Linked DNA regions of Mus musculus: region 1 is linked to region 2. The links are chromatin loops, found by intact Hi-C in ENCODE. Cell type or tissue: left cerebral cortex. All regions are shown on one strand. Each heading gives the region's core, and the rest is flanking DNA. Links, peaks and the distances in the headings are about the cores only. Region 1 holds the start of Fut9 (fucosyltransferase 9). Region 2 holds the start of Manea (mannosidase, endo-alpha).

What was found. Peaks named below come from ENCODE experiments on the same cell type or tissue, not always from the same donor. Only the 100,000 strongest peaks of a DNase experiment are listed, where the experiment ranks them.
Region 1: it touches region 2 in a loop (2.2-fold over the local background); 2 of 42 quality-filtered maps call a loop at or near these places.

What each region holds. Positions count from the first base shown.
Region 1 is chr4:25,794,094-25,806,118 of GRCm38, reverse strand. Fut9 (fucosyltransferase 9) reads left to right here and starts at 6,116. Exons shown (of 3, transcript NM_010243.3): 1 at 6,116-6,530. In left cerebral cortex, for the core only: a CTCF peak has its summit at 5,944; DNase peaks (open chromatin) are centred at 6,928, 7,486, 8,475, 9,793 and 3 more places; H3K4me3 peaks cover 4,539 bases; H3K27ac peaks cover 4,187 bases.
Region 2 is chr4:26,342,018-26,354,042 of GRCm38, reverse strand. Manea (mannosidase, endo-alpha) reads left to right here and starts at 7,391. Exons shown (of 5, transcript NM_172865.2): 1 at 7,391-7,446. In left cerebral cortex, for the core only: a CTCF peak has its summit at 7,016; DNase peaks (open chromatin) are centred at 7,148 and 7,810; H3K4me3 peaks cover 2,105 bases; H3K27ac peaks cover 1,557 bases.

The DNA.
Region 1 (12,025 bases), core at 2,584-10,583, 550 kb after region 2:
TGGAACTGGGCAAGTCACTAAAATACTTGTCACCCATATTTAAATAACAGTTCAGATTCTTAGCACCCATATAACATACCTGTGTAGCTTGTACTTGTGATCCCAGCACCCTGAGGTGAGGGGCTCTGAGGATCCCAGGGATATGATTGACTGCTATTCTAGCTGAGCATCAGAGCTTCAGGCTCAGTGGGAGACCATATCTCAAAAATAAGGTGGAGAGAGACTGAAGAAGTATATGACATTGGCCTATAGCCTACACACACACACACACACACACATGAATGTTTGTTCATACACACACATGCACACAACACACTAATATGTTGGAACACGTATACATACAGAATGCTTCCTATTCTTCCATGTCTTCTTCTTTCAATGCATACTTCTGCCATTATTTTGGTTGGTTTTTGTCGCTTTAGGGATATTTTTCATTTCTAACCATGGAATGTTCATCACCTTTATGTTTATGTCCTATTTTCTTTCATGTTTCTTCAAAGTTTACTTGGATGTATCACGTTATAATGTGTGGATCAATGAAGCTTATATCCTAGTTTATTTCTTAATTTCTCATAGTTTTATAAGTTTTGGGTCAATAGATAACTGTTTTCAATTTATTAATTTGAACTATTAGCCTCTGATCCAACATATTTCTTTCTTCTATCTTAGAAAGCTGCATTTTCTTTTCTAGTTTAGGTTTTTTGTTTTTTTTTTTTTTTTCTCTACAGGTAGGTTCCTGAGAATAATATTTCTGGAGTTCTCACAAATTCACAATCATTTGTATTTATTATACTTGAAGGGTCTTTAGCTGAAAAGAATAAAAGAAAACTATAGCTGGTACTCTTTGCTTAGACTGCTGCAGGTTTTGTCCACTAATATTGGATGAAAAGACAAGCATGATCAAAGCCTAGCCCAGTTGTGGTCAAAGAGGCCTCCACTGCTGGCTGATGAGAGCAGATATGGAGACCTACAGCCAAACAGTAAGAAGAAAGGAAGGCCAAATGGAAATCTCCGCTGTGTCCATTCCCTTGAAGCTCTAGGAACCCCATGGAAAAATATAGGAAGAATTGTAGGAGCTAGAGAGGATGAGGACACCAGGCAAACACAGCCCACAAAATCAAGTAGGACCCATAGAGGCTCATAGAGCCTGAAGCAGCAATCACAGAACTTCCAGGGGTCTTCACTAGGTCCAGTGCATATATGTTACGGTTGTTAGCTTAGGTTTTTGTAGAACTCCTAACAGTGCGTGTTGGTGGGGTCTCTGACCTTTTCATCTGCTCTTAGGATCCTTTTCTTCCTACTGGATTGCCTTGTCTCAACTTAATATGGGCATTTAATCTTATTGTATCGCTTATGTCTTGTTCAGTTCATATCCCTGGGAGGACTGCTCTTCTGTGAAGGGAAACTGAGAAGAAATGGATCTGGGAGAGAGGTTGACATTGCAGTTGGATGTATTGAAAACAAAATGAAAGAAAATAACAAAAAATAAATGAAAAGAAAAAAAAAAGAAAGTCCCAGGAGGAGGAAGAGGAGGAGGAAGAGGAAGAGGAAGAAGATAATGATATTTTTTCCTTAGAAGTTGGCATTCATCATTCTGGGAATATTTATCTGGAAATCATTGTTTCTGTCCAACATAAAAATTGAAATCTTTCATTTTGCACAAAGGTTTCTTAATATATTTAAAAATATTTCTTCTTTTCATTACCAGTTCTTAATCTTCTGGGCCTTCTTTTGTCTAAATTTGCTTGCTTATCCCCACTCATCCTTTTCCTATATTACTTCTCTGGCTTTGATTATTTGTTTTTCCATGTCTCTCCTCACCTTTACCCTTTACCTCAGTACCTACTGTTGCTGTCTTTCTACCATTTTTTGTCCTAACTCATCACTGGTCCTCTTCTCCCACTTCTTTTCTGAACCCTGCCCCCTATATCACCACTTACTATTTTTCTTATCATCATTCTCTAAAACCTTGCATTTCTGTCTGTGGTTTTCATGCTTAGAGGCAAGTCCTTTGCTACACCTTTATAAAGATTCATGTCAGAATATTAAAACAGTTTTTCAACTTCTCCATAGCAACATTTTTATAGTATAACATTTTTAACAACTGACTTATTTCAGCTCCTCTCAAGGATTTTCTTGTTTTTCTATTGATACTGTGTCTATTTTTAGCTCTTCAACATCAACTAAATTAACATATTGTTCATCAAAGTGAGAAAAGGAATCTGTATCTCCAGATTTCCCAAGTCTCAGTAAGCAGCTACTACTTGCAGTCACTGCTCCTGTCTCATCATTCCCTATCCTGTGTCTGTCAGAGATTTACAGGTGGGGTCTCATCTCTCAGAGACTGTGGAGAAGGAAACAATGCAGGTTTCTGCAGCCAGTGTGGTCATCTAGCTTTAGCAGACTCCCCTGAGGCCTGTGCTTTTTCTTTTGTAGTCATCGACCAATTCTTGTTCATAAGTACATTGTGCCAAGGAACATAAATTTCCCCTTCCCAAGTGAAATTCTCAGTTTTCTGAAGTACAGGTCTGTCTGTACATTCTTAGAGAAGATGACATTGGGACCACTCTCAGCAACCCCACCCCTTTCAAGTGACATTTACATTTGATCTTGGCATTTTTGATAAGTTTTTCATGTCTATTCAAACAACCACATTCCAGTTCCTGGCCCCCATAGGTTTGTAGAAACACATTATGGGGCCATTCTTAACTATAGTATAATGCAAAATTACATTTAGTCCAACATCAAAAGTTTCCATAGTCCACAACAGTCTTAAGGATGTAAAGAATCCCTAGTTCAAAATATCTTCTGAGATTCTTGCAATCTTTTAACTGTAATCCCCTATAAAATTAAAAGCAAAAAGCAGATGTCAGAATTCCAACATGTCATGACACAGGGTACACATTACCAATCTAAAAGGTTATAGTAAGGAAATACTGGACCATATCAAGATTAAAAACCAGCTGAGCAACCTCCAGACTCTGCCTGCCCATGTCTGATATCCAACTCCTTTCATTTTGTTGACTTCAACACAGTTGATTCTCTTTGGCTGGTTCCACACCCTGTTAGCAGCTTTCATTAGCATGTATCCCATAGCTCTGGCATCACTAATATCTCCAGTCTCCAAGGCAACTTCAATTTTACAACTACTTGTTCCAATGTATTGAAACTACACATGATCTTCTGGACTCCTCCAAGGGACTTGAGTGACTTCTCCAGCTCTGCCCTCTGTAGCACTCTAGTTCACTCCATTCTACTGCTGCCGCTGTTCTCTGTGGGTATTCCATGGTACTGGCATCTCCAATACGCTGGAGTCTTTTCCTGCAACTAGACATCACCAAAAACCTCTTATAGGCTCTCCTCATGGTACCAAACATCAAATTTTTTGCATGACCCCTTCAGTCCTGGGCCATCAACTGCAATTGAGGCTGTACCTTCACTAATGGCTGTTGCTGGCCTTTTACAGTGTCAGGCCTTAGCTGCTCTCCATGACCACTTTGTGTCTTCAAATCCAGTACCATCTCAAACTAGAGGCAAGAGGCAGAGAGCACACTATAGATGGTAGAAGATTTTTTTAAAACCTCATGCCCACCCTTACTAACATGCCTCATCTAACAAGGTCATATTCCTTAATTCTCCCCTAATAGTTGCAACCACTGGAACCCAACAAAATTTATTAGCCTAAGGAGGTTCCTCTCACTTAAACTACTACACTTATAAAAAACACAATCAAAGGATATGAAATTGAGGTGGGGATAGGGTTAGATTATGGAAGGATTTAGGAGGTAGGGGTTAATAATACAATATATTGTATGAAAGCCCAAAAGTCTCAACTATATGAAAATTATATAAATCACTACATTAAAGTCGGGGATATCCTAATCATATATGAGGAAATTTGTTTTTTGTTGTTATTTTATTTATTTACATTTAAAATGTAAATCTGCCCATGTGATTCCCTCTCCCCTTTGTCTGGAAGTTTGTACTTTATTAATTCTCAGTAACCACAATTAATTAAACAGTTACTGCCATTTGCAAACTTCATGATTCATCTCTGAGTAAGAGTGCTGAGTGGGATATTATGCTTCATCAATCATTACCTTTCCATGTTCTTTAAATGATTAATAATCGGTGGGTCTACCTGGTGTACTGCTGTGTGTACATGCTGGACACAGCAACATGTGCTCTAGAAGCTGAGGCGTCTGGCCCATTGGCCCTTACTGAATAGATGGTCCTCTTATTCTGATCATCAAAAAGACATGAAACCAAATGTTTTCATTGGCATGCATGCTGAACATGAAAGAGTCTAACAAGTTAGAGACACTGTCAAATAGTAACTTATCACTAAAATTTAACTTTTATTTTTCTTCAAGTAAAACAATACAGGAAGAGATAGAAGTTTTTCAATAATATGTAAGGCTGACTTGTTGCAGTAAAAATGTTTTTCACACTGCATTCATAACTGAGAAAGCATTTATTTTAATATGAGTACATTTGTTATATAAGGCATAATTATGTAAAGTAAAATGTCTAAATTATTTTAGAGACTAAGATCCTTTAGCACATGAAGATTTCTACATTCAGAAAAGCAGTGTGAGCCCATGGACACATGCTTGGTGCACATACACACACACACACACACACACGCGCGCGCGCGCGCACACACACACACACACACATGCACACACACACATGCACACACACATGCACACACACACACGCACACACCCACACACACATGCACACACACACATGCACTCACACACACATGCACACACACACATATGCACACACACCCACACACACACCCACACACACATGCACACACACACATGCAACACACACACATGCACACACACACACACACACATGCACACACACACACACATGCACACACACACACACACACACACACACACACACACACACACCCCAGAACTTCCTTTCTCCAGTGCTCTGCTAAGAAGTACAGGGATACTTACTGTATCATTTGAAGAGAGTTTAACTAGACTACTTTTTCTACCTGTATCATTACACACATCATCCACTTGCTTCCTGTCTGCTGCCTATTTCCAATCAGAATGCGAAGATTATGAAACAAAATCAAGGTTCACAGAAATCAGTCAGCGATACTCTGATTGTCGTTATATTTACTAAATGTGTGAATTTATTCCTTGATTCTTGAGTGTAAGAGGAGCCCCTAAATATACTTTCTATATGTATTTGAATCGTAGTCTAAAAGTAAATTTCGAGGATTGACTTGTAGTCCAACAAAATAAACAAAAACTTTGCAAAGTGGAGCTCTATCTATCTATCTATCTATCTATCCATCCATCTATCCTTTCTTTCTCTCTCTTCCTTCTTCCTTCCTTCCTTCCTTCCTTCCTTCCTTCTTTCCTTCCTACCTTTCTTTCTGTCTTTCTATCTATCCATCCATGTATCTATCTATCCATCTATCTTTCTATGTGTCTATCTACCTATGAATTTATATTTTAATGTTGCTTACAGAGAAGAGTCAATTCTGAGCACAACACTGCCCTTCACATTTACAACCTTCCCAAATCACTGAGAATTTGGTTCCAGACAATCTGCCCCTCCTATTTTAGTTTAATTTTAATCACCCCCCAACCTGACCCCGGACTTTAGCTGGTCAACCCCAGTGAAGAACAAACACAGGCAGCAGATACAAGGGACTGGAGAAGGTTGCCTGCATTGAGCTCCCTGCTGTCGCCTTCTGGCTGGACAGTCCGTGCCAAATAGCGCCTGGGGGGTGGGGGTGGGGGACAGCAATAAGGAACTGACAGAAGCGGTTGCTGCAAGTCCACAGTTTGACCTAAAAGGAGAGTGGAGGAGGGTGGCAGACTAAGAGTCTGCATATCGGAGACGCAGCAATGGAACCAGTGGCTATGTGTGCGCGCACAGGTGCCACAGGCCTGGAGAGCAATGCTGTGTCTCTGCAGCCTCCCGACTCAACACACGCGGTGGCTTGCTGAAACTGCATCCGCAGCCGAGCGTGGGTACTCCCAGGCACAGTCACCGGAGGAAGAGCCAAAGGAAAGGGCGCGAAGGGGGTTAGCATGGAGCGGCAGGGTATTGGGGCAAGACCCACAGGCTCATTTTGGAGCTCCTCTGGTGGGAACCTGTACCCGGCTGCTATGCTCCTCCCTTCTCTTCCCAACTCTCGGTGATCATCTCCATCTCCCCTCGCGCATCCCTTCCCCCCTCCCTGCTTTCTTTGCTCTCCCTCCCTGCCGCGTGCCTGCTCCCCTCCCCCTCTCCTGGCTGCTCTGGGCAGCAGCAACCTCGGCAGCCCGGGAGATGGGAAGAGAGCGCGCGGGGCGCTGCAGCTCTGGAGCCCTGGATCTTTCCTCACCCGGTGCCTTGAGACCCCGCCGCCGCTCTCGCCTCTTGGCTACCCCCGGACTCCGGCTACGCTACTAGGACAGCGCCGCCACCACCGCCAGCCCTCGTCCCGCCCGCGCCGCGCTGCCCTCCCGCGCCCTGGATGGAGCTTTCCCTCGCTGGGATCGGTGAGTACCAGAGACTCTAGGGGGTCAGGCACAGGACTGAGCGCCCACCGTACATCGTTAGATGAGGCACCCCGACCACCTGCTGGGTACCCTCCTGGCACAGGTCCCCGGGGACATTTGGTTTTAACTCAACCAGCTTGGAACTTGAACCCTTTCTCTTCCAGAGATAGCTGCTTGTACATCTTAGTCCCTTGTCACCCTCCTGCCCTCCCGCTGCTACCCTCATTCCCCGGGCAGATAGCCTTCTCCTGGTGTCACTTCAAAGAGAGTCATTGCTGCCCTTGTTGTCCCCAGGTTTTTGTGAATTCTGTCTTCTGCCTAGCGCTCGGACCTAGGTTTCTCCACAAAGTCCTCCTCTGACCCACCTTCCCTCAAAGCCTGACCACAGAGTCATTGGTCCTGCCATCCCGTTCCTCCTCAGAGACTTAGTGAATGCTGACCTCATTGCTTCCACATGATGCTGTCTTGAAGCTTTTCTGACACTCACCTCCAAACCCACACTGACACGCGGTGTGTTCTGTTTATTGTGTCTCTGCACCTGGGCTATTAAGGTGATAATCAACCATGGAAAGAGGACAAAAACAGGAAATCTTTTGGGACTAAACTTTTTGTCATTGTTTCAAAGTGCCCAACTATTTACATCGCTTAGATTCCTTCTTGTCTGAGGGCTTGTCCGCTGAGCACAAGGAAGGGCCCATATTATTTTACCTGTTATCACAGAATCTACCTTTTTTTCAGGTTTAGAGCAGAGCACCTTACACAGTCCAGCTGTGAATCTCCCTAAGCTACGCCACCAAATCTCGGCGGCAACTTTTAAGGATAGGCAGCTTTTTTAAAAAGAGGTGGAACCAGACATACCGTTTACAATCGCTTTATTATTGTTGTTATGATTTTAAATTTCAATAAGTTAAAGCCCTTATTTCCTTTGTGTTTATTGACCTAAGAGCGGAAGGTTGTACAGAGAACTTCCACACCACGCGCTTCAGGGGCGGTGTAGGTGTAGTCTCTAGCTATCCTAATGAGTTTCCTGAATGCAGCAGACCTTCCTGCTGGAATCAGGCTTATCATTTGTGGTTAGCTTGAACAAAAATAAGCATTGTGTTCAAAGAGTGAATCTGACGGGGAGTGGAGGGTTCCTGTGAACAGGAAAGGAGGTGATTTAAATACTAAAATTTGTATTCAAGATTCCTCTGTGCTGTAGTGAAAAGCAAGATCCCATACAACTTATGATTTACATTCAAACAACTTGTAAAATATTGTGTGGCGGCATCTTACTGCACAGACGTGAACATAGGGTTAATGTTTAAGGAAAATTGGGAGTATTCAAAGAAATGTAAGAAACTTTGAAGGGGAATACCCTATTTAAGAATGGACTGTGTGAATAAGTGTTTTGATATTACTGTAAGCAATTTAGGGGGAATGAGACTTGACTTGCCATTCTCCTGTTTGCAGTTGGTGGAGAGGATGATGTTTTCAGTCCTCTTCTTGGACAGGCGATTCTCCCTCTATATAAAATAGAAAGGGAAATTTGATCAAATATACGATGAGTTTGTTTACCAATGATTACCTTTAAAATCCCACCTTTCCCATTGTCAAGCATTTTATTTCACTTTGCTTTCTTGGTAGTCCTTGTCTCAGGGCAGGAGCAAAGTGACCAGCAGTGGTTTTCAGCAAATGTGTTCAGCTGCACCAAAATTCACGAGGGCCAGGTGTACTACTGTTGGTTTCCTAAATACAGAAATTTGCCTAATTAACCTTACTGTTGGACTAAGAAAAATACTCAAAACTATGTATTTAAGTTTGCAACTGCTGCAGACATTCACATATGGCATGCCGAGTGGACAATAGGCGACTTAGAAGATGAATTAAAGAATCTTTTAAATTTCCCTCTGGAGATATTTGTATTTTGTTTAGCAATAGGGTAATTGGTATGTACAGTATATCCAGCAATAATGAGTCTTCACTGAATAGATACGTCACAGTTGAACGAAGCAGAGCTTGGAGTAATGCTGAATGCTCTGTTTTTGTGGTAAGCAGAAGTTGAGATCAAAGCATTCTAACAGCATTGTAGTTTATGTCAAAATATTAACACTGCCTAAGAATCATCTATGAACATGAAAATGAATTTCTCATAAAATAGAGCAGAGGTTCTTGTTATGGATTCTTATACAGAAGTCAAAACCCTTCTGGATTTAAAGGTCCTGTAGTTAGGAAGACTCTGCAAAATCATCAAATATAACAGATGAAGAGACAGGAACACCAGTATTGGAATGGTGCATTGGTGAGTGTGTGATGCTCTTCTTTACATTGCTACCAAGAGGACAGGTGTAAAGTCAATATTTGCCTTGGCAAAGGGGATTAGCAGTTGTGTAAATGACACAGGAATTTCATCAACAAGTTGCCTTTAGTCCATGCATGGTTTTACTGAGAATGTAAGGTGAAGAGATAAAGGCTGAGGGAGATGACGAACATGGGGTGAAAATAAAGAACCTGTGACCACCAGCTTGAAACTTACCCAGATGACGATAACTGAGCACAATCCCTAAAGTTTTAGGTAGTAGCTGTTTCCCAATGTGATTTTTCAGAAGCCTCCTTTTTTTTTTTTAGGAAAAAAAACTAACACAACATTTTCTCCTTTTTATGAAGTGATTATTTCTAGAATCTGAGATGCAAAGGCAAACTCATGTAATCTGTCTAAGTGAACTGAGTTCTAAACAAATTTAAAACCAAGACTTTGGACAAGGAATGTATAAACTAATGCTTAAATTTACAATGTTTGATGGAGGTAAATATCTCATGCTGGCGAATTTACATTGGTGAACATCTTACTCGATTTTATGTACATTTACATATGATTTAATTCACAAAAGTCTGTATATTAAAACACAAACATTTTCTTAGCTGAAAAAGCAGCCAATGGAATGGATAGCAAGTCATTATATAAGCGCTTTTTTTTGTAGGTTTTTTTTTTTTTTAGCTTCAGTATATACAGTAATATTTAACAACAAGCCTTCTTAGAAAACAAAGAGTGATCATTTCTATGCTAGCTTCCTGTCTCAACCACAGTCTCACAGGTTTTGAGGACGTGTGATTATGACTTCTACATAATGGAGTCTCATGTTTCATTCCTGTAATTCTGGTGTTTGGGAGACTTGAGACTGGAAGGATATCCTTTCAAAGTTAACCTGGGCTGTACTGGGAATCACTCATTCAAAATGACAAAAGGAAAGCTCAAACCGACAAAAGACATTTAAATTTTGTGCTGGGGCTTGTGGCTACTGGAGACCCACTTCCATTCATTTTATTGCAAATGGATGACACTGAAGTTAGGTGTGGATGGGAGAATTTGAAGGGCATTCTGCTTCTGTTATTTGAATCATGATTTACCCAAGGTTCCTAAGTAATTACCAGATTCAGAATTGGATTCCGGGCTTACTCTTTTCATACTGTATCTGTTTTTCCAGAGTATAAAAACAAGCCCCCTCGTTGTTTCTGAGAAAGGTAATGCAGGATAATTCAGTTTCAGTATGAAAGAAAATGGGCAGATAAACAACCAAAGGTTTGGTGCTGCTTCAGGGTCATCTCAATGCTTCAACTTTACTCAGCATAGTTGATGGTACGCAGTCTTCCCGACACTTAATTGGTCACTTTCTTCTTAAAGCTTGGGAAACACTTTAAAAATCTTCCAGTTACAAGGCTACTTAATATAGCCATTATTTTTTTCACTTCTTGTTATTAATTGTATATCATACAGTGTAAGTTTCTTTTATAGTAATATTATACCACAGATGTTTTTCATTTTAACTGGATTGAAACACATTCCCCTAAGTAGATGTTGGCTTCTTTAGGCATGGAACAGAAATGAATTTGGCGTTTCACTGGTCTGTTTCCAGTGAAATCCTTGCTTCACTGCAAAGAGAGTTTACATATTGGTGTGCTTACTTTCTACTTTGCTGCTTGTCTCCTATAGACTGTGTAGCTTGGGGAGTTGGGGAAGAAAAATATGTTTCACAAAGTTCAAGACCACATCCTGGCATCTGTAAATTTATTTTCATCAATATGGGGCCATGAAAAAAATAAACGAATATGTTAATGAGACGCCATCCTTATTGCTGGCTCAATACTAAAGTGCCAGAGGCATTCTTGAACATGGAGGCTCATCACTGCCATCTTCCCATGGAAAAAGAATGAATTACTGTGTGTAGATAACTGAGTCTTATCACTTGGACCACTATTGCTTCATCTAAATGTGGCTAGATTGGAGTTATTGAAGAGAATTCGTTATGCTGAATTGCTTGGTAGCTTGCTCGACAGATGAGGGACCATGTCTTAAGGGTTCCTTGTTAAAGGAGTTGATCTTAAAACCACTCAAGATGGAGATGTGTCTAACAAGAGAATTGTATTTTTAAGGTTTCCGTGACCTAATTTCTTTGCAGCGCATTTCAGTCTTCATTAACTGAGATCTTACTATACTGTATGATCTGATCTGATGAATACAGACACATGAAAGCGTATGATATAGACTCTGACTTCAAACACATGACAGTTTAGCTGGATCGGCTGGATACGCAGCATGTAAGTGAAAAGGAGTGCTGAAATCCAGACTGCTCTTAACCCAGGACTGCCCAAACTTCTTGAACAGATGATCCAAGAAAAAAATGAAGAGAACACAACACAGGCATATCTTCATTGTGTCTCATATATGGAACTATGCTACTACTAAGACTTGAAACGAAATTAATGTCCTTCCTTAAAAGCATACAATTTTGTTGCTGCCTATATTTAAATATATCAACCAAATACTGATAATACAGAATTTTATTATACATTATTACAATAAATATACTTGAGCATTTATAACTCTTACAAATAAACACATTAGGTGATTAAGTTATAAGGTAAATTTCCAAGGGAAATGTAACTATTTTGTACACTTTCAATAAGTATACAAATTAGATTAGAATGTACATTTTTGCTTTCAGCAAACATTCATAAGAAAGTGAGCAAACATGGGGAAGAAAGCTATAAATAGCTCCTATATTGTATCTTTAATACTTACAAGTCAACAAATGCCTTTAATAAGAGAGATATTTAAATTTAAGTAACTAAAATCTGTCTTATTTGATAAAGAGCATTTACTGAATACTTACACTGGAATGTTAAAAAAATTATTTGAAATATTAAAATGTATTCTTGGGAAATAATCTTGGAGAGATTTGTAGTGTAGACCAGGGACTGGAAGTTTATATTCACAGTTATCAAAATTTATGGTATTATTATAGTATTTTAGTTATTGCAAAGAAATGGTATGTAATAGCTCCTTAGGATACATGAATAGTTTTAAATGAAAAGATTATTGTATGCACATGAAGAATTTATTTCTTTAACGTTTGCTCTTAGTTTCCCAAGAGAATAAAAGAATCTATCTGATTTGTACAAATGTGTGTGTGTGTATGTGTGAACAGATCAAAGGAATTGTTATAGCAAGCTGTAAC
Region 2 (12,025 bases), core at 2,046-10,045:
TTGGTATTCTGATGCTAATTTCGCTTCAAGAGGGACCACCCTGCTTGTGAACTTTCTCCCCATTTTAACTTGTCAAATAAAAGCTAGAGCCTGAGATTGAGCAGTGGAAGGGAAAGGTGAGGTTGGAAGTTTTAGAAAGGGGAGAGAAGGAGGAGGGAAAGACAGAGTCTGAGGAGAAAGAGGAAGTCCAAGGAAGAGGAAGTAGAAGGAAGATGGCCTGGAGGAGCTGCAAGTAGCAAGGGAACTCATAGGTAGGGAATAAAGTGGTGTAGTGGTATATCTGCCCAATCTAGGCATGCAGCTTATAAATATTATAACTGAGTTGTGAGTTCTTTGAATGAGTTTATTGGTGTTGGACACTTACCACAACAGGAGAGACTGCATTTTTGACATTCCTTGTCCTGTTCCCAGTTCTCAAAGCAGGGTCATAGTGTTTCACTGCAGTGGTTACCTTATTTCCTCTTTAAATTATCCTTTGATTGGGGCTGGAGAGAGATCACTCTGGCTCTGTGATTTTACTGCTAACAAACACCTGTAACTCCATTTCCAGTGTATCCAGTGCTTTTCTCTGGTTTCTGCAGGCACATAAAAGAGGTCTCTCTGTTAAGAGTTTATGCTGAGCATCTGAAAGTTAACAATCGTGTGGACAGTGCTCCTTTGAAAACTAAACATGTATAGGTTCAGGTGATTATGAGCTGTGTATATTTGGGAATCATTGTTCACCTTACTGTAAACACTTACTAGGGGCTGGCGTTTGGAGACCCAGCCATGAATCAGTTTCTATACATGTATTCATGGACCTTAGCATCATAATTCTTTTTAAATGCACACAATACAGGCATAAGTGAATTTTGACAACATTCTTTAACAAAGAAGTTCCAGCAAATAAATCTACATTCTTTTTCTATTTTAATAGAAAGAATTATCAACTACCTCTTAAAGTGAATAGACCCAGAAAATAATCTTGAAGGAGCTGTGAGTCCCTGATATAGAAAGAGAGCACAAGAGCTCATCTATTTTGAGATATAATAAAGCTTATGTTAATTTTCTGTCTTTATGAACTTATTTTCTTTCATAATAGAAGGTACATTTTCTTTCATAATAGAAGATACTGTAAGGTCATTTGACTCTAATGCATGATCCCTTGGAAAGGAAGAAAATCCAGTCATATCACCTTAAAAGGACAACGTCTGCATTTTAAGTGGTACAACATTTGCAACTTGGTTGAATGTGGCCGGACACTTTTGCAGGATCATAGTACTTGAAGCTTCATTCCTTCAGAGATGCTCTGCATGGATTTTTGCATTAACTTCCCCCTCAGAGCATGTAATCTCCCTGCTGGCTCAGCTTTCTACTGTAGACATGCACCTACTCAGCAGTCATTATCCCTGAGTGGAACAATCTCCATTGGAGAAATTGCCTCTGCTTAGTCATTAGTACATTCACTTCTACCAGCACCTATTATCTAGCCAGGAGCTTTGTATCATTCATCAATGTGGACAAAAGGGTGATACAGCAACCTCCATCCCTCACAATTACCCTGACCTGATAAAATGCAGGAGTCACAGAATGTCTATACTTAGAAAAGCCTTACACTTTGGTCAAAAGTTATTTTATGGTGAGCACTATAAAATCTGAGAGTTTATCTGACTTATAGATTCAGGAATCTATGTTTAAAAGCCAACATCTTTGATCCCATTAGCAATTGTGAGTAGATTTATTTGAGTTAAAATGGATTCCTGGTGGCCAGAATAGTGGTCATCCACCAGATTTCATAGTACATTTAACAAAAGACTAGAATAGTTGAAAGAGCTGCATTGTCATTCAATAGAAAGTGTAGAACTTTACTCAGGGACTTCTTAGAGTTATATGTGCCAATCTATCATATAACACTCTAAACATGTATGCAGCCAAATAGTACATAAAGTGCAGAACAAAAATATAATTGATGCCAAAATTGTAAATGAAACTGGGATTGAAGGACTCAAAAATTTGTAGCAGGACACACATGGACAAAACAAAACTAGGCATGACATTAAGAAGCTCACTGTGATTTTTTTAAAAAGGCTTTTCCTTGGGGATTTCCTGTTTTGTTCTGTTTTGTTTTGTTGCTACTTATTAGCAAGAATGTCCTAAGTGGCTTTTACTTGGGGAAAACTAAAGACATAGTGGTTAATAGGTTAGATAGAGAGAGTCATCAGTAAAATAGAATTCTGAAGAATACAGAATATGCAGATGGAGTTAATAAGAGCAATGTCTAATGGTGAGCCATAAAAGAGAAGAACCAAACTGTACTCTTCTGTATAGCCCTTTTGGTTCCTAGCAGTTATCACTGCCTAGAACACTAGCCTTCACCAGCACACTGTACTTCAGGAAACAGGCTTCCCTTGATCTGTGAGTTTGCTTTCCAGATGAGAGGAACAATGACATTTAAAGTTACTAAATGACACTTTGTGGCCAGGTTTGGGAAAAAGCAGTGGAGGAGAGGCATGTGATATTCAGGAAACAGAGGAAGACCCATTAAAATAGAGATGAGAAAATGCTGGCTGAAAATGCAAGCATTTTGCTAGGTATAGGAAATAAGAAGACCATTCATTGCTGATAATCAAATGCAAACATTGCTGGTATTTTCATAATGGGATAAGAGAAACCTTAAGTACTTTATGGTATTTGGAACTGTTATAGTAATAAAATGACAGTAGAAAGCACCAAAGGTGGTGCTCTTGGGTTACTGAGTTAGGCCAGTTCATGAAAAAAATTTATGAGGAAAAATATGGATTGTTCCTCTCCACTCTTTATACCATTGGCCATCTCTGCCGTATTGGCAATCTCAATGACTGATCACTCTTGGTATATTCCACTAAAGTTAAGGCACATGCAGCTGTTTTCTTCAAGTAATTCACCCACTAAACATATGACACATTCTTTTAATACCATAGTTTTAATTGACAAAATATGTAATGACAAAAAAAAAAAATAGATGGAAGGAAAAAAGGGCAAATGAGCAAGAGTCACAATAGGTCAAAATCAACAGATCCTAACAGATATTATGTATGTGTTTACATGAACACACATACATAAACTTAAAATGGATGCATCCTCTCAGATATTCTGGATATATTTACATGAACACATGCATATAAACGTTCTACAAAAGAACTTTCATTAATTTACTCATTACTGGCTATCTGTTTACTTTAGAGATTGATATAATTAATATTTAGAAATATACCCATCTAATTATGTAGTGTTTAGAATTATGGATACCGAAAATTAGACTTTGCAGTAATTATGATGACAGCATATTTGAAATATGTTAAAATCTGGCATATAAGATTACTTCATATATGGTAATAAAAACAAATGAGGGGTTCAGAAAGGAAAGTAAATACATCATCTACATGAAATATGTTGAAAAGTGATGGGGAATAAAAAAGACTACTGGCAACACTGGCTCTAACCACCTCAACCTTTCTAGAATAACAGGGGAGGAGCAGGAGTGCTCAGAGTTGCAGGATAGGACATTACCCACAATTCTAACTTGCCACACCCACTCCAGTAGTGACTCACATGACAGGCCCAAAAGCTTGGACACAGTCCTGAGGCGAAAAGTTCATGGAAACTTAGTCTCCTGAAACTGTGGTATCCTGTAAAGAGAATGCTCCAAAACTGTCCTTGCTTTAGTCAGTGAATACATCTGTGTGCTTTCTTTCAGTATTGTTTTATTGTAGGTTCCTCCAAGCAATGACTTGCCCAATACCTAAGCAAAATTGAACTTTGCTTCCTGGCCTTCACCAATACCCTAGGTAGTCCTTGAGCCGACCCTGGGCTTGGAATTCAGTAGGGATGTTACCTATTCAATAACATTCAAAATTGCCTCTAGTATTGTGGGAGAGACCGTGAAAAAAATCAGGCATTACAATTTACTTGACTAGAGCTAGAAATCTCAGGGCTAGTTTACATAGTAAATACTTAGAACAAAAACTGAGTCACTCCCGTATACAGGGATTTATAATGGTTTAGGAAGTAGATTGGGCTGTGGCTTCAGGAGGAACTAGAGTATTGCATTATTCATGAGAAGGTTAGCTAGAATGGAACTCCCTAATTAGAACTATGGCTTGGGCATGAAAGCCCTTGCCCTGGAGTGTAAAGACCTCACACCTGCCTTCTAAGAATATAGCTGACCTTAGATAGAGCTGACTTTGTCTCAGTTGTTTTATTGCCTAGTTCCTGCTAGTCTTTATGTTTGCATTCCTCTGTTTTGTGTAAGAGCCATTAAGCATCCAAGTAACCTCATTGTACCTTGACTGATGTGTCACCTAACTTCCCGATTTTCTTCCGTATTAAAAGTCTGGTGCTTGCTTTGAAAAATTACATTCCGATACAGCATACTCCCTTCTGTCTGTGTCTGTTTGTCACCTTTTCACCAACTCCTGCCCACCTGTATCGGGACCCTGATTTCTCCTGCGGATTGAGGGGCTGACTGAGGCCAGTCTGTAGCACTAACACCTTTTAAAAGATTATTGCACAAATCTGACAACCACAGGGTGATGCAATGTGAATCTACTTTAATTGATTTACTCTGGCAGTAATAAAAGATATTTTTTAAAGCAAGTGGGCATACATATAAATATTTATAGAATAAAGTCCTTCCCTTGGATTCAACATCAGGAAAATCTATTAATAACCATAAATGTACTAGAACAGGACATTATGACTATTTTAAAAGATGGTAAAAATTAATTTGATCAACTAAGCAAATTTTCATGCTAAAAAAGCTGGAAATGGGGTACTTAGTATGGTAATTGCTTAGAAGCAGTCAATTGTATAATGAAAAATGCATTCTACACCTCAAAATTCATGATAAAATTTAAATGGTATTGAATTTTACTTGGAATAGTATAGCAGTCTGTCACTAGGGCCATAGGACATGATGCTGAATGTCTGGTGAATGTGTTTTAAAGAAGAAGAGATGATTTAGATAGAAAAATCACATTTATAAAGTGAACAAGTCTGCACAGGTAACAGCAAGTACAGCAAACACATCACAATGCTAGCCCACTCTATGGATAGGAAATACACATAAGAACATGGCTCCTTTGGGCTAATTAGGATAATAATCCGCTGGAATTTTATTTTCAGTGCTCGAAATTAATCTCAGGGTCATATGCATTTTACCATTGACCATAGAGGATCAGACTATACAATATGTAATTTAAAGAAAGTTATGTTTAAATTTAGCAAGAAACATGAGGAATCTATGTAATAAAAGCCTGCAAAAACTTAAGTAACATGAACTAAGACTCATTGGGGAACATACCAGTCTCAAATATAAATCTATAAACATAACATTTTCCCAGAGAATATATCTCTAAACTGTAAATTTCTATAAATTTAACTCTAAAATTTTATTGAAATACAATCAATATCCAGAGTCTTTTAATGCATGTTGGCTAGTTTATTCTAAAATTTGTAAAAATGTATAAAAACCCAATTTTAGCTAACATAATTGAAATAAAATCAATAAGAAAAATGATGTTACAAATTTTATATGTACATACAGTCTGGTACATAGGTGCTCTAACTGATTGTCAATATTGTTCATTCATTTCTATGTATAATGTTTCATATAACTAAAGCTAAGATTTTTAGAAGCAAAAGAGAATAGTTCATGACCATTTTAAAAATGATACAGTAAGGTGGACTTCAGTATTATGTTGAATAGAGCTACTAACAACATTTTGTTCTTGATGTTACCACAACACTATTAAAGTTGTACCACAAATTTTTGTGTCAATTGTAAAAATTTAATGTCTGATGCAAGGTTACACAATTGTAATATTCTTAAATGCAACAAGAAATATCCTAAACTTTAAGGATTTTGATTATCAAGATACCACAGAAGTGAAGACAATGCACAAAGTGAAGGTATTTGTACATAAGGTACATTTATTTCTTCACATAGAAATTAATTAAAATATCCAAAATAAAATGAACTTAGATTGAAAGCAGTCATTTTTCCAGTAAGCCTAATAGCCAGAGGGATGTGAACAGGCGGATATCTTCAGGATGGAGGGGAACACATAACTTAAAGGAAATTCAATTTGATGACATTTTGGGGAAAACATTAAAAGACAGTTTTTATAATGATGAAGCAAACTAGTTGATGCAAAATAGATTGTATGTTTAGGAATTTCAAATCATAAATGTGTAGCAAACATGTTTGCATGGAAAATCAGAAAATATTTCACTTATTTAATATGCAAAGCCAGGAAGATAGGATTTTTAGGAAACTACATATTTTCAAAATCCTACTTTTAAAAGAGCAAGATATTTAAGAACACAATATACTGCTTAATGGTGATAGTGAAACAAGACTCTTTGCCTTAAGCTTTTGCAGCCATCACTAGGGTATTTTCTTTCATTATTTACATGTATATTTCAAATCTCTTTTATAATCCGGTAGTTTTTTAAAGGGAAGCCTTTACAATACTTTTCACAACATCACATCTGAAAGTTCTACCCCTTGAGTCAAGATTGCCTTGTTACCATGCAACAAAAACAAAACATAGAATCCTCTTGGTATGTGAGGCTGATGTAAGATGGAAACCCCAGATGCAGCCTCGCCTCTGCTGCAATTTTTTTTTTTTTTTTTTTTTTGCTTCTGACTTATTCTCTTTCTACTGTAATTGTACAATTACACAATTGTATTGTACAATTGTATTGATTCCTAGTATACTTGTGGAAGTTTAATATATCTGTCTGTCTACTTCTGACTTGCCAATAACTGTTTGATAAACTAAAACACGTTTTCAACTTTAAAACTTTGGAAATACCCAATGTATTATAAATCTGAGTAACATTTAAAAGGATTTTTTAAAAGTGAAAAACAAAACACATCTGGTCTCTATCAGAGAGTCTTGGCTTATCTTGAGAGGCAAAAGTGTAAAAGAACTTTCATTTCTCCTTGGAGCAATTAAGGGATACTGTCTGACTTAATGTAGTTTCCTCCACCATGACCCTGCAGTAGACTCCAGGACAAGCTAGGGGACTCGGAGCCTCTCCCCGAAAGCCCCGCCCGCTTAGGTCCGCCCAGAAGCCCCGCCTTCTCGGAGATTCAACCCCTGGAGCCACGCCCCGCGCTGTCCTTTAGGAGGCGGGACCTGGGAGGGGTAGCGGTGCGGCCGCAAGAGCTGTCAGCCCTGGTAGGATTCACGGTTCTTTCTCTTATCCGGTGGGTCCACGCGGAGGCAGGGTCCCAGACCCCGGTGAGCAATTGTGAGGCCCCGGAACTGAGACCCACAGGGACTCCGCAGCTAACCCCTGCGCGCTCGCCCGCCAGCCAATCGTGGGCCGCCTGCCTGCGACGCCCTTTGACCCCGGGCCTCTAGGAATCCAGTCGCGCTCAGCCCAGCAGCCCGGTTCCGCGCCGGTCCCCGCCGCTAGGTTAGTGTCCGCACCGCGCCTGAGCCCGTCCTTGTCTGCCTGGATGCCCGAGTTGGCCCTGAGGTGGTTCATCACCACTCGGTCCTGAGCCCCGAACCTGCGAGCGGAGGCCCCTGGCGGTCGCCCGGCCGTCTCCTAGCCCAGCTTACGACCCCGAAGGCCGCCAGGACAAGTGCGTCCTCCTCCGGGGTCTTTGTTCTGTTCTCCTTTAACTGGCCGGGCTCTGCCTTTTCCACTGTCCCTTCAGGGTGGCCGTCTCCTTTTCTGTCTGCGGAGGAACAAGTTGGCGAGGACCGGAGCTTAAAACTTTTGTTTTGTTGTTGTCAAAGACATAAACGGATAATATAGTGGGAGAAGTACTGAAAATGGCTTACAAGGAGGCTTTCGTGAGCGTTGTTGTGGGTCTGGAATGAGCTTAGAAAGACAAATGAGAGTGGTTGGTCTGATCGCATTGCAATGTGTGGGCTGCAGCTTGGAAGAAAAAAAAAATGCAGAACTACTGTAGGTTTTGGTGAAACTATTTCAGGTTAGTTACACTTACAAAGCTGCTGCTCTTATTCCTATAATAAGCAATGAGTTGAGTATGTGGTCAGAAAATAAACACAATGAGCTAGCTGCCTTCTCCTTAAGTGTGAGCTACAGCGGAAGGCGAGGGAACCATTGTTAAGTCACCTTCCACAGTGAAAAAATGTCATTGTAGTATGACTTCTCTACTTGAGGCCGCTCAGGGCAGGCTGGAGCCAGGAACCTAAGGTCCAGTACAGTGTTTTGCCTTTGTAGGGTGCTCAGCTGTTTACTAGCCCAAAATCTTGGAAAAAGTTCTCTGCTCAGTTTCATCACCTGTAACATGAAGTTCTGTTTCATAGACGGTTGTGAAGATAAAAATGGAAAATGAGATTATGCCGGACAGAACTTGTGTACAAAAGATTACCCACACTTTGACCTGAGCAAGATTCTGAAAGTTTTAGATGTGTGTTCTGAGCGTTAGCTGTATCTAACTGTAGGTACTTCCTCTAGCATAAAATTAGAAGAAAATAGCATCAACAGAATGAAATAAAACAGGAAGAATCTTTATAATTTAATTATAACTTTAAAATGGAATCTGCATTTTCCTGAGCTATATAATATGAGCAAATGCATTTAAAACAATCCACAACATTCGGCTTCAGGGTTATTTAGATCTCTTAGCTGCTTGAGGAGTATGTAGTACTATTCATTCGAAATCACTTGACTTTCACAACATAAAATTAGCATGGTTTCAGAAGAACTAGTTTTCTAACTCGGGGTAGTGCAAACTTCCCTTTGAGTGAGGACACATTGTTAGTAGTCAGTAGCCTGAGCTTCTTGCTTTAAGAAGCTACACACCTGCAGTTGACTGGAAGTTTGGTAGTTGTTTTTCTCACAAGGGACTTATGAAACCTCTTTCTTTAGTTAGAGCTAAGTAAAGTAGTTTCTTTGTCTGTCTCCTGCAAGAGCACTGCTTGTTTTATGCTTCAGGGGCAATGTGTTGTCACAAAATTTAAGATGCTCTATTGTTTAGATGGTCTTCAAAATTATTGAATCTTCATGAATTTTCTTTTACAGTGTTGTTTATACACCTCACACAAATCATAAATTTTCTTTTACAGTGTTGTTTATACACCTCACACAAATATGGTCTGCATATGTATAATAGAATATGTTACAGATATATTTGCTGAATACCTACCATTGTAAGAAAAAGGAGGGCCAAAACTTAAGTAAGCTGAATAATAATCAGAGGTATATAATATTTTTTGGGATCTAGTAGAGTATAAATACACTAGGGTGTATATATATATATATATATATACCCTATACACACACAATCACACACACACACACAATCACACACACATATATATATATATATATATATATATATATATATATATATGCTGTAGTATATATATATTCAAAAACTTGTACACAGATAAGTTGGTATAGTGTACAGTGTAAGAATTGCCAACATTAAAGAAGAGCAGGGTTGCTTCAATAGAGTTTTCTACTCAGGAGTCTTTAGGAGAGACGTGAGGAGAGAATCCAGACTTTTGCTTTGACTTGAACCTTGAATGGTATTTTAGAGAATAAGGCATATGCTGTATTTGTTTGTTTGTTTTCTGCAGGTTGGACTAAGGGTCAAACCTAGAACCCAAGGAATTGTTCATGCTACACATATGTTCTAACTACTGAATTACATGCTCAATCCCATATGCTGGATTGGTTGTATTTCATCTATCAATCAATTAATTGATAGGCAGAGCCACAATATGTATCCCTGGCTAGCCTGGAAGTTCCAGAGTGGCCTGGAAACTCAGAGATACTCTGTCTCACAGATTCTTGGATTAAAGTGTGTCATCACATACACCCTCCACCCCCTGCTAGTTCTGGATTATTTTCCTGATACCCATATTTTCCTCATGAATAATTGCTCATGGCTCATAACTACTTAGTAGTACATTGTCAGATGTGAAGTAAGCCTTCATCCTGACAGGAACCCTATGAGTGAGATAACTGGAGCAGATAAAAGAAATATAGAAATGTTAGGCTATACAAGGAAAAATAGAAATGTGGACTTCTTGTAACTATAGAGCTCAAGAAATGTTTAAATAATATTTTTTACTTATTTGAAAATTTCATGTGTATTTATATCTCAGTCTTACCTACCCACTACTCACCACTCCAACATTGTCCAGAATTTGGCCATCACATATCCCAACTTTATGTCCTCTACAATTAATGATTGATTTCTATTTACTGCTGCATGATAACTCATGGGTGTGGGGTCATCTCCTGTGGTATGAGCAACCTAAGGGTGGCCACATCCCCAAGGATATGTGACTCTCCCTCTCTGCAAGCAGTCATCAACTACTGGTAGTACTCAGCTGGATTTGGGGCCTTGAGAACACTGTTCCATGCTTATTCTTGTGTAGTTCGTCAAAGTTACTATGAGTTCATGTGTGCAGCAGCCTGGTCATGCTCAGGTCATTTCACAGCACCCCTTTCCACCTCCAGCTCTTAAGTTCCCACTGTTCTTCTTCAGCAGCGTTCCATATTCCAGTGTTGTAGGGGCATGGTGGTGGTACAGACATGCCATCTACAGCCAAGTGCTCTCAGTTGCTGATTCACAGCAACTTGAACAGTAAGGAATCTCATTAACTACTATCAACTGCAATAGGAAGCTTCTCCGACTTAGAGCAACATAAATCAATGGATAAAAAAATATTTAGACGTACACACACACACACACACACACACACACTCACACACTCACACACACCTACCTTTAGTGTTTTTTATGTTTCTTTCACATTTATTTAAAATCTTGAATACTATTTGGTGATTAATTTAAATACTTCTCTTTTTTATTTTCTATTGCCAACATTACCTTGCATCGCCCACACAGTAAGTTTATCTAAAAACAAAAATGTTCACATTAATAAAGAATCTTGGTGAGCTATCCATCCTCACACAAGTGTATCATTAGCATGTTTCTCAAATGCCAACCTCAATTGTTTTTCAGTTGCATACCCTGACCAGTCCATTTCACACCAGCCTACTGAGTTAGTATTTCTAAAGTTAATCCTATAGTTACATCTAAATCTATAGCTCTCCCTTATTTATTCATTCACCCATTCTCTCTGTGTGTTTATTCAGCATTCAATACCAATGCTTAATTACTTATAAAGTACTTAACCCCAAACACACAGTTCTTTTTTAAGAGTTATATTTTAAGTTTAGAAGAATGAGAAGAGATTACTATGTTTTTTTTTTTTCACTTAGAGATAGCAACTGTACATGCTTCAAGCATATTTCCAGTTTGTGTTTGATTAAAATAGTCAAAGTCATATCTTAAAATATTTTTTTCTGCTTCATGGCTCATCAAAAATTATCATCTTCTTTAATCAAAGGGAAGGAAGGATATGGTATTACATTTATAGTTTGGAAAATCCAGGACAGCAAGTTACAGCAGCAAACCAAAGTGGTTATGTTCTTCTATCACAACTTCCTTCACAACTGCTGTGCAATGACTAGCTCTGTCACATTTGCACAGCAGAGCATTCATTTCCTGTTGTTATGCAGTGCTGAGCTTGAAGCTCTATATAGACTTCAAGGACTATATAGAACTGATCCTTCCTGAAATAAGCAGAGGTTATGTTCAGGTCTCATATGCACTCTATACTTGCCTAATGGCATTCCTTTTTTTTTTTTTTTCTTTCATTAAAACAAATTTTCACCATTAAAAAAATGTTGCCAAAATAGTGAAAACAATTCAAGTCCTATATTCTTACTTGCAGTGTTAATCATATCTACAATGTAATTGCATTGTGTTATTATATATGTGAACAGCCGTCTCTAAGCAAGTTGGATAGATTGGTTAGGAATTTCCTGGGAACCCAAATTCATTGATGTTTAAGTTTATCTGAGAAATTGAATACAATTCACATGTTTCCTCCAGTGAATTTTTAATCATCTTTAGATGGTAATAATCACTATCAATATTGTCAAAATAGTCAGTATTCTGTGTTTAGAGATTAATGATATGAAAAAAAATCTGTAC